Linked DNA regions of Homo sapiens: all the other regions are linked to region 3. A link is a contact called in ENCODE Hi-C or POLR2A ChIA-PET data. All regions are on one chromosome and are shown on one strand. Each heading gives the region's core, a stretch centred on a gene start or an enhancer-like site at or near the end of the contact. The rest is flanking DNA. Distances are from core to core; before and after follow the strand shown. Region 1 holds the start of LMNB1-DT (LMNB1 divergent transcript). Region 2 overlaps JADE2 (jade family PHD finger 2). Region 3 holds the start of CDC42SE2 (CDC42 small effector 2).

The links. Hi-C counts contacts between places; a loop is a spot of excess contacts on that map. ChIA-PET counts read pairs that join two places held with the same protein, here RNA polymerase II (POLR2A). Pooled maps may share reads with other maps.
Region 1: a loop to region 3 is called in a pooled map, with 11 times the contacts of the local background. The contact joins the promoter of LMNB1-DT here to the promoter of CDC42SE2 in region 3. A Hi-C loop is called at or near these places in 1 of 37 single-sample maps with no recorded cell type and 10 of 50 pooled maps. POLR2A ChIA-PET finds 5 or more read pairs at or near these places in 4 of 52 experiments (MCF 10A, WTC11, activated CD4-positive, alpha-beta T cell and 1 more).
Region 2: a loop to region 3 is called in a pooled map, with 3 times the contacts of the local background. The contact joins the enhancer-like site here to the promoter of CDC42SE2 in region 3. A Hi-C loop is called at or near these places in 2 of 50 pooled maps. POLR2A ChIA-PET finds 5 or more read pairs at or near these places in 2 of 52 experiments (OCI-LY7 and naive thymus-derived CD8-positive, alpha-beta T cell).

The regions. Positions count from the first base shown.
Region 1 is chr5:126,774,799-126,778,173 of GRCh38, reverse strand. LMNB1-DT (LMNB1 divergent transcript) reads left to right here and starts at 1,688. Exons shown (of 4, transcript NR_134485.1): 1 at 1,688-1,879. LMNB1 (lamin B1) reads right to left here and starts at 1,038. Exons shown (of 11, transcript NM_005573.4): 1 at 307-1,038. The coding sequence starts at 665. RefSeq lists silencers at 1-61, 272-321, 632-711, 912-1,561, 2,212-2,261 and an enhancer at 477-1,277.
Region 2 is chr5:134,543,247-134,546,827 of GRCh38, reverse strand. The region is part of intron 3 of JADE2 (jade family PHD finger 2); the gene reads right to left. Among named protein-coding and RNA genes, the nearest start is that of JADE2, 19 kb to the right of the region's middle. RefSeq lists enhancers at 1,668-2,007, 2,268-2,367, 2,428-2,697, 2,798-3,027, 3,128-3,227. Within about 2 kb of position 1,651, at least 20 of the 41 ENCODE cell types and tissues checked have a DNase peak (open chromatin) inside an H3K27ac peak, as active enhancers do; they include OCI-LY7, where a contact is called at or near this core.
Region 3 is chr5:131,262,621-131,266,150 of GRCh38, reverse strand. CDC42SE2 (CDC42 small effector 2) reads right to left here and starts at 2,098. Exons shown (of 5, transcript NM_001375635.1): 1 at 1,985-2,098. RefSeq lists enhancers at 819-1,636, 2,765-2,814 and silencers at 1,835-2,484, 2,515-2,564, 2,575-2,644.

The DNA.
Region 1 (3,375 bases), core at 439-2,938, 4.5 Mb after region 3:
GTGCGAAAGCGGGAGCTCCTTCTCGGCAGTCCCAGGCGCGCACTTACCACGTCCCAGCGGGTATCCAAAATCTAGAAATGGGCATCACGGCCCCCCAGCGCTACAGCTCGAGCCCCCTCCGCGACCCCTGCTCCGCTATGAACTCTAGATTCTTTCTCCTTTCCGGAGACCGAGACCCTGTTCCTTCAGAAGGACGCGTGCATCCTGGCCTCTGCTCCCTCCCCACGGCAGAACCCGGTGAGCTGGTCGCCGCGGTTGCGCCCCCGCCCCTCCTTGGCGCTAACGCGGCCGCCAGCTAGCACTCACTTGAGGAGCAGCTGGTCGTGTTCCGCCTTGCACTTGCCCAGCTCGATCTGCAGCTTGGCGCGCTCGCGGGCCGTGTCGTCGAGCGCGCGTCGCGCGTCGGCCAGCTCGGTCTCGTAGAGCGCCTTGAGGCCGGTGAGCTCACGGCCGCGCACCTCCTCGCGCTCCGTCACCTGCAGCTGCAGCGCGCTGTTCTCCGTCTCCAGGCTGCGCACCTTGTCGATGTACACCGCCAGCCGGTCATTGAGCTCGCGCAGCTCCTCCTTCTCCTGGAGCCGCGACAGGCGCGTGGGGCTCAGCGGCGTGGTGGGGCCGCCAGCGCGGCTGCCCATCCGCGGCGGCACGGGGGTCGCAGTCGCCATGGCGGGCGGCGGAGACAGCGGGGCGGCGAGGCCGCGAGCGGGACCGTGATAAGGAGGGGACGGCAGGGGGCGAAGCGGGGACCGAAGGCACAAACCGGCGACCTGCGCTCACGTCCAGACGCTGGCGTTTAGAGGAACGGAGAAGCACCTGGGATGGCGGGAGCTCGATTACAGCACAAAGGGCAAAGGCGCGCGGGGGGGAACTACGAATCAATCGATCGATCGCGAAATACCCTTTGTAAGAAAACACACACACCCACTCACACACGCACGCGGGAAAATGCAAGACGAGGGTGACTGGAGGCCCAGCAGGGTTCGCGCCGCCGCCGTCTCCTGCTCGCAGCACTTTGTTTCCTCTCAGGCTGCACGGAGCGGCGGGCGGGGGGAGGAGGGCCGGGAGGGGCGGGCTGGAGGCAAGCCGCGGGGGGCGGAGGTGGCGCGGGCCGCGGCGCCGCACTCCCCAACATGGCCGGCACGCCCCGGCGCCTCCACGTGACTACCATGGGCCAATGGGGAGCAGGCAGCGCGCTTCGGCGGTTCGGGGGCCGGGCCTGTAAATTTAAAATCTGGCCCTTGGGCAACCGTCAGCTCGGCCCTCCCGGCTGGGCGGTTCCCGGACCAGGCTCAGGGCTGTAAGGAAGGACGCCTGGGACTGCCCACCCGCGCGGCTCTGGGCCCAGGGCCCTCCCGCCGCCCCGCGGGGACCCCTTGGAGGGGCCGGGCCTGAGAAAGGCGGGAAGGAGCCCGGAGGTTTCCGGGACGGATCTGCGCCACCGCCCACACTCGGCGGTTCAGGGAAATTCAAATATAAACGTCCCTAAAAGCCACACGCGAAACTCAGAGTGTCCCCGGCCACCGCGGGCGTGGTAACCTTATCCCCCGCTCCGCTGGAGGGCTCGGGAAACGGCCTGGAGGCCGGGACGCTGTGGAATTACGTAATAGGCACTTGAGTCCGAGGTTCCAAATGCACGGCTTGCAGGTTCCAAGTACCAGCCTTTATTTTTCTCTCCGGTGGAAAACTGTATCAGGCAACTTCTTTCCATGAAAGTGAGATCTGTGCGTCTTGAAGCCGATAGATTATCACAGAAAAACCAGCAACCCTGATTTTAAATCATTTGCCAACAGTGTTAATGGGCGGTTCCTAATCCGTTTCTTAATTTAAGGGTTTGTAAAATCAAAAAACAGCTCAGAAATGATACGATTAACATATGACGGTGAGTAACTACGAGAGCAAGCTGTTTCATACTCCGTTAAAATCAGGTACATAAAAATCTGAACTTGTGAAAATTTAAGATGAAATAATTTTTTGCTTTTAAAAAGAGGCTCCCAAGATGTCACTGGCAGCTACTTCTATTAGAAAGCACATTCATCCCTTTGAAAAGTTCCTAATTTTTAGCTAACATTTATTGGGACTGAGTGCCAGCACCAGGCTTTTCATGGATTACCCATCCACACAATCTCCGTGTGATGTGGGAAACTGGATTGTTTCTATTTGAAAATTCATCCGGGCGGGCGCGGTGGCTCACGCCTATAATCCCAACACTTTGGGAGGCCGAGTGGGGGAGGATCACCTGAGCTCAGGAGTTCAAGACCAGCCTGACCAACATGGTGAAACCCCGTCTCTACAAAAATACAAAAATTAGCCGGGCATGATGGCGGGTGCCTGTAATCTCAGCTACTTGGAAGGCTGAGGTGGGAGAATCCCTTGAACCCGGAAAGGGGAAGTTGCAGTGAGCCGAGATGGCACCATTACACTCCAGCCTGGGTGACAGGGAGACCCCGTCTCAAAAAAGAAAGAAAGAAACCATCCATTTTATAGATTCACTGTCTGAAGGCTGCTCCGCAGGACTGCGTTTGACAGGTCCCAGGATTCTAATTGACTCGAGTCTGGCCCTTAGCTATACCCTAGATGACCACCTTACCACCTATTAGGAACGCTTCTGTAATTAATGGTTACTTACTTTTAAAATGGCAGAAATGGAGACCAGGATATTCTTTAACTGTTAATCAAGTCATGTACATAAGAATTAGTGAAGAGCACTGGGAGCTGCATATTCATCCCAGATGAATTTTTGGCACTCTGTGAATGATGACATTCTCCTTATTAATGGTTCTATTTCCTGTCCGGTTTCCTAAAATACTTCCTTGCTTTTTGGGGGGTGGGGGGGTGGGGGGGAGGATGGCAGGGAGACGGAGTCTTGCTCTGTCGCCCAGGCTGGAGTGCAATGGCACAATCTCAGCTCACTGCAACTTCCACCTCCCGGGTTCAAGCGATTCTCCTGCCTCAGCCTCCTGAGTAGCTGGGACCAACGCCACCATACCCGGCTAATTTTTTGTATTTTAGTAGAGACTGGGCTTCACCGTGTTGCCCAGGCTGGCCTCGAACTCCTGATCTCAGGCAATCCGCCCGCCTCGGCCTCCCAAAGTGCTAGAATTACAGGCGTGAGCCACCGCGCCTGGCCATGAAATACTTCCTTTCTTAACCTCATTGAGAAATAAAGAATCGAAAAGCTTAGACTTTAAGTATTCAAGTAATCTTAAAGGGAACTTTAAAATCTAAATTACTGATGAGAAAACCGGCCGGGTGTGGTGGCTCAGCCTGTAATCCCAGCACTTTGGGAGGCCGAGGTGGGCAGATCACTTGAGGTCGGGAGTTCCAGACCAGCCTGTCAACATAGTGAAACCCCGCCTCTACTGAAAATACAAAAAT
Region 2 (3,581 bases), core at 402-2,901, 3.3 Mb before region 3:
GTTACCACACTACAAAATATAATTACTTGTGTAATTATATATACACATTTTTTTTTTTTTGAGACGGTGTCTCGTTCTGTCACCCAGGCTGGAGTGCAGTGGTGTGATCTCGGCTCACTGCAACCTCCGCCTCCCAGGTTCCAGCGATTCTCCTGCCTCAGCCTCCTGAGTAGCTGGGATTACAGGCACCGGCCACCGCGCCCAGCTAATTTTTATGTTTTTAGTAGAGACAGGATTTCACCATCTTGGCCAGGCTGGTATCGAACTCCTGACCTCAAGTGATCCACCCACCTCAGCCTCCCAAAGTGCTGGGATTACAGGTGTGAGCCACCACGCCCAGCCTATTTGTGCAATTATATTTTTAATGTCCATCTCTTCTAATAGTCAAGCTGCAAGAAGACAGGGACTGCATATGTCCTGTTTATCACTGTGCCTGCTTTTGGCACAGTGTTTGACACACAGCAGGTACTCAAGAAATGCTTGTGGAACAAAAATTAGCCAGTTATGGTGGCTTGCCTGTAGTCCCAACTACCTGGGGGGCTCAAGCGGGAGGACTGCCTGAGCCCAGGAGGTAGAGGCTGCAGTGAGCTGAGATCATGCCACTGCACTCCAGCCTGGGTGACAGAGGGAGACCCTGTCTCAAAACAAACAAACAAACAAACAAACAAACAAAAAAACAAAAAACGAAATGCTTGTGTAAAGAGTCAGTGAATGAATGAATGAATGAATCCCAGGATTTGTATGAAGTATGACTAAACTTTCCTGCCCTGTCTTAGCAGGGAGAGAAGAGGCAGGAGGCTGGCAGGATTCTTCCAGGTGAAACTGAGAAACTGGTCTTGGTCACTGTCCCAAAGCCAATTAAAATGGCTTTGGCCAGGACAATCTCTCCTGGACATCTGTCTACACCAAAAGTCCCAACGTAGAGCTGGAAGTGGTGCCTTCTTCCTCACCCCTCAAGGAAAGTTTGAAGGTCTGTACTTAAAGAGCCAACCTCATCACAATTGTTTTCTGAGCACCTCATCTCATTAGAAATGACAGCTAACAGAGAAAGGTAATTGCCCTGTTAAGGCATGTCAGGTATTATGTTAAAGTTTTACATATATCGTGGCTCCTAATTCATATTACCCCCATTTTACAGATGTGGAGACTGAGATTCAGAAAGGTGAAACCACTTGTGTGAGGTCCCCACTGTCCTTTAACCACAGCAATACTGCTTGCAAGACACAGAGGGCTCTTCTTTTAAAAAATCTTTTCTGGGCCGGAACCTGATAAAGAGTTTCCCAGCCAAGAGCAAACTTATGCAGTTAAAATTCAGTATAAAACACGAAAGAAGGGCTATGAGAATAGCTACCCCCTGCCCAGTTGTGTTGCAAGCTACCACTAGGCTAAGTTCGTAAGACACTTAAAAAAAAAAAAACCCCACTCAACGTCTCTTTCTTTTATTTTCATGAGGATAACAGCACTTCCTGCTCTTAAAGAGAATTTATTACACACATTTCTTTTGCAAGACAAGTCCCAGAGGCCAGGAGGCCCTTCCAGCTGGCGGAGCAGCAACGTTTCCAACTATAGAAGTGGATCCTGCCCCCCACCCCAGAGAAAGGCAGTGTGAGTCTCAGAAAGCAGGCACTTAGCCTAGCGGAAGGGCTCGCCCCAACCCGCCTGCCTCACAGGGTAGCAAAGGAACTGCTGGTGGGCTGGAAACTTGGCTCAAAACCACAAGGGCAAGCACAAAACCTTTTTTTGGATTCTCCTGTTTTATCTATCAAATTATGGGCATTTTGCATTTTACTGTACCATACGCCTTCATTGTTCTACTATAAAATGGCATTTCAAACATCTGGATAACACCTCTGCTCCTCAGAAGGCATCTTATTTATCCTGTGGTTTGGAGCCCCAACACAATCTGGCCACCCCTGTCTTTACCCTTCACCCAGGGTAGAAGGAGGATTCCATTTTTAAAAGCATGGGTTGAGCTAAGAAGCTGCATCTCCACTCGCTGTGTTTTTTGGGGGAGTGGGGGGTGGCACTCCATATAGAGGGACTTTCAAGGACACTGGGTCTGGGGGACACCCTCTTGCTGGCAGCAGAGGCTTCTCTCAGGCCCCTTCCCCAGGGACTAAGTGCTACACATTGGTGAAGGGCCTCAGTGGTACATGCAACTAGGGATGTACTAATTTGTCACCACAGCCTATAGAGGAGCTGACAGCTGAATCCCCACTCCCACCATCCAGGCTTCCAGCTCAGGGTGGCCTGCTTTACCCGACACTCCCCACCTCCTGCCCCACTCACCTCTGGGGTTCCCTTCACCCCCCAGGGCTCCATGAGTCTCGGGAAGGAGTCACATCTACAGATCATCAACTCCCTGGGAGGACCCAGGGCAGAACTCTATGATAAGGGCTCTGAGGCTCACTCGCCTGGGGTCACAGATGTCCTCGGGCAAAGCCTGGGTGTTTTGGCAAAGCCAGGCTGCACCTCCCATAACAGACACCTTCCTGTGTAGCACCTGCATCCTGCTGACAAAGGACAAGCTCCCCAGGGACAGGGCCTGTGCTTTCTGTCCCCAGCACTGAGCTAGGCCCACTAGGTACTCTTAAGCACTTGCTGATTTTGATCAGCATCAGCAGCTCCCGGTCCAGAGACCCAGGCCTCTGCCCACTGGCTGACTTCTGGGGACTCTGACTTCCTGAAAATGCAGCTTTCTACCTCAAGACAGCCTGCTTGGGGAAACCCCCACCGCTTGGCCTGCCCTTCCGCCTGTGTCTCTGCCCAGGCCAGAGGAGGACACTACCTCAAACAGTAGCCCTCCAAAACATGCGGCTGGCCTCCAGGTCTCTCCCAGAACTGTCCTTCACACCTCCGGCAAGTCCGGGGTGGGGCAAAAATTTGTTAATTCCCCAGCCCCTGTGGGAAGGACATGGAGTGGTGGACTGCCCCCACCCACACTCCCTGACGTTGCTTAGATCTTTGAACCAGGCTGGAGAGCCTCCCTCCCTCTCCTTCAACCTAGCCACAGCTTCCACTCCCCACCCCCTCAAAAATACTCAAAGAAGCTTCCAGGGAACAACCAAGCCAGGAACTCCTGTTTTAGGCAAAGGGAAGGGAAAAGTCTATGGCAGTTGTCTTTTTGCTTTTTTTGCTTTTTTTTGTTTTTGAGACAGAGTCTTGCTTTGTAGCTCAGGCTGGAGTGCAGTGGTGCAATCTCGGCTCACTGCAACCTCCGCCTCCTGGGCTCAAGTGATCCTCCTGCCTCAACCTCCTGAGTAGCTGGGATTACAGGTGTGCATCACCATGACCAGCTAATTTTTAAAATTTTTTTTAGTAGAGACAGGGTTTCACCATGTTGGCCAGGCTGGTCTTGAACTCCTGACCTAGAGTGATCTGCCTGCCTTGGCCTCCCAAAGTGCTGGGATTACAGGCATGAGCCACCGCACCGGGCCTATGGCAGTTGTTCTTAACCCTGGATCCCAATAGCAGGTCTTGTTAAAAAAGTACAGGTACTAGGGGGCACAGTGGCTCACGCCTGTAATCCCAGCACTTTGGGAGGCCGAGGTGGGCGGATCACGAGGGCAGGTCAAGACAAG
Region 3 (3,530 bases), core at 849-3,348:
TTTTAAATTAGTAGTTTTATCACAGTTGCAATACTAAAAGATAAGTCCACATATGGAACCACAAATTATTACTAATAATCCTTCCCTTTTTAGCACTATCAAGTTTATATGCATTTATTTGTAAGTGGTGAACACAAGGACAAAATAAAATTCCTGAAATGAAGCTTTATTTTAAAACATTTCTTATAGAAAAGGAATCTACTGTTTATCTCTGGGGATTTTTAAAAACAGAAAATGTTATTACAAAGATTATTTACAGAAAACAGGACCAGAAGTACATTACCCTTCAATACACTGTACCAAAGTCTCCTAATAGGGACCAGGGAGATAATAAAAACACTAGCTTATTAAATGTCTTCCTCCCTTCATTTTAAAATGTAGACAGATTCTATTAAACTGACAATATAAAAGCTTAACCCAATAATTTTAGCTGTACAAAGTTACTTATTAACCTTTAAAGGCTGTTATGAATTTACACTTCCTGCAGTTCACCTGCCATCTTTCCCAACTGAAATAGCCACTAGGGGTTTAAGACAGTCACCACTTGCGACATCAATAATAAGGAAATAACTTTGCATTCAAGTTTAAGAAAAGGATAATTGCGGATTTTGCCTGTGCCCATAAACAGGTGCTTAATGAATATCTGTTGAGTAAATGGTGACATTTTATTATATTAGTGCAACATTAGCTTTTCCCCCCCTAAATTTAGAGTTCTCCCTTGCTCAAAAAGCAGCAAGACCATACCACAGTCCCTTCTCAAAAACACATAAACTCCTTTATTCATAATGAAACAGAAAGCTGGGTTTCAAAATACAATCCCACTCCCTCTTTATCTTCTCCATTATTTTTAAAGATTAGAAATAAGGCCTGTTTTTAAGAAACAGAAAATGTATACCAACTTCTCTCAAACCAAAAGAGAAAATCCAAATTTGATATATATTTTCTATGTTCATAATATTGAGAGTAAGAACGGACTGTTCATCAACAGTATGTTATGTGGGACAAAAACTAAAAAACGTATATCAAAAATACATACTGTTTGCCGACATTCTTTCCTTAATCATAATCAAGGAGTATGTGCCTAAATTTTACTAGATGTGAGATAAGCTTTGTCTGATATTTCAAGATTCATTCATTCAACAAATACTTTACTGAGCACGTACTATAAGCCAGGCCCTTCAACGAAACATTTAGATTTTGTAAACTGCACATCACCCCCCAAAATTCCCCTAAAAAAGCTTATCATTTAAAATAATTGCAAGCTAAAGAGGAATCCCCAATGTTGTTTCTTACACATAGTGAAGTCAGCGGATCGGGGCGCTTTTTCAGCTGTTAATGCGGCATCAAGGAGCCGCTACCTACCACACCCGTTGCCTAAAATCGCAACTTAAAGCTGCAAGCACTGGGTAAAACAACCTGTAAGAGTAGCTCAGCTCCCGCGACGAGGTAGCCAAGGGCTTTCAAGCCCGGGGCCCGGGGCGAACCGCGGCAGGACCCGCGGACTGAACGCGTCGGGCGCCTCAGGCGAAGAGTCGGAGCTCCGGAGCCAGGTGTCTTTGCTCCCCGAAACCCTCACCTAGAGACCCCGGGCCCTCCCCGCCCGCCCCTCGCACCACCCTCCCGACTTCCAGACGTGAAAAGTTGGGGGGAGGGGGGGGGTCTGCCTTTCCATTTTACATCAGGCGGTCAGTTGGCTGCCTCAGCTGTCCGCCTGCCGTGAATTCTGAACTGAGCGTGTAACCATTCCTCAGAGGAAACAGAAGAAAAACCAAAGGCAGGGTCCTAGGGCATGAGGACCTCGCCCAAACCTGAAATGGAAGACGCAGGCTCAGCCCACAGCCCGCAGCGCGCGGCTGGCAAGGCCGGGCCGCGCTCACCCCAGAGCCCTCAGGGACGAGGGTTCGGGGCTTCGGGACCCCGCCCAAGGGACCGAGAGGGCGAGGCGTGGCGGCCGACGCGCGACTGGGGCTGGCATTGCACTCACCGTCGCCTTTGTCTCAGCCGCCCGCTCCGGCCGCAGCCCCTCTCAGCGCCGGCTCCGCGGCTCCTGCCGCCCCAACGCCTGCAGCTGCGCTCCCCAGCGCGCTCGCAGCTTCCTGGCTCCCCCTCCCCGCCCAGGCTCGCGCGCGGGTTGGGCGGAGCGAGAGGCGGCGCGCGCCCCTAGAGCGGCCGGAGGGGCGGGCGCCGTTGCGCAGCTGCAGCGACCGCAGTGCTGGCCCCGCCCCCCGCCAGGCCCCGCCCCCGCCGTACCTCCGGCATGGGCGAATCGGCCGGCAGGCGATGGGACCCCCGGGATTCGAGCCGCGCGGGTTAGGAATTGGCCTCTGTAGCTAACGGACGCCTGAGATCCGGGACTGCAGCACTCGCGGGAAAGGACGCTCCGAAAGATGGCGACCAAACCTGGGCGGGAGCGTGGGGGAGCCCCTTCCCACCCCGGCCCGGGCCGCGGACATCCGTGCGGAGGAGCGACGTCTGCGCACGTTGTGGGGCGGTGGACGCGCACAGGCGAGGGTGGGTGGGTGGGTGCTGAGCGGTTGTGGGATGAGGGGTCTCTCAGTAGCGGTTGAGAGCCCATCCTCTGACCACTGCTTTTTCATGTAAAAGTCAGAATCGTTCAATCAGTCATTAACTGGTTTAAGGCTGGCTAAACCACCTGGTTTGAAATGCGTGAAAATTACACATGTACTAGACTTCTGTGATTCCTTTGGGTGTGTATTTTACATATCTCAGAAATCAGAAACATGAGTGCCCTATCTAGCAGCCAGCAGTCCACCAAAATGCCTACAAAACTTTATCGTAAGTTCAAAAGGATAGCGTAATGCCACTGAAGTAAGCTCTCGAACCTGTAAGTAATGTATGGTCTTCCCCATTCTAGGTTGATGGCGAGGATTTCTAGTTACTCAGGCCAAAAACTTTATATCATCCATAACTCCTCTCATACTCTCATTTTCACTTTCAATCTGTCAAGAAAGCTTGTTGGTTGTACCTTCAAAATAGAACAGAGTGGGCAACATAGCGAGACCCTGTCTCTACAAAAAAAAAAAAAAAAAATTACCCTGGTGTGTTGGCGTGTACCTATAGTTCCAGGTACTCTGGAGGCTGAGGCCAGGAGTTACGTTACAGTGAGCCATCATCAGGCCACTGCACTCCAGCTTGGGCTGGACAGAGTGACACGTGTTCCAAAAAAAAAAAAAATTCTCCATCTTTCCTACCTTACTATTTTTCCTTTCATCCCATGACACTTCCCACCTTGTAACAATCTTTATAATTCAGAGTCAGCCCTCCGCATCCATGGCTTCTGCGTTTCTGGATTCAACCAACCACAGATGGAAAATATTTGGGAAAAAAAACACAACAATTTAAAAATACAAATAAAAACCAATACAATATAACAGCTATTTACATAGCACTTACATTGTATTATAAGTAATCTATAGATAATTTATACAGGAGGATATATGTGGGTTATGTGCAAATACTATATCATTTTATATTAGAGACCTGAGAGGATTTTGGTACTGGTCGTGGTC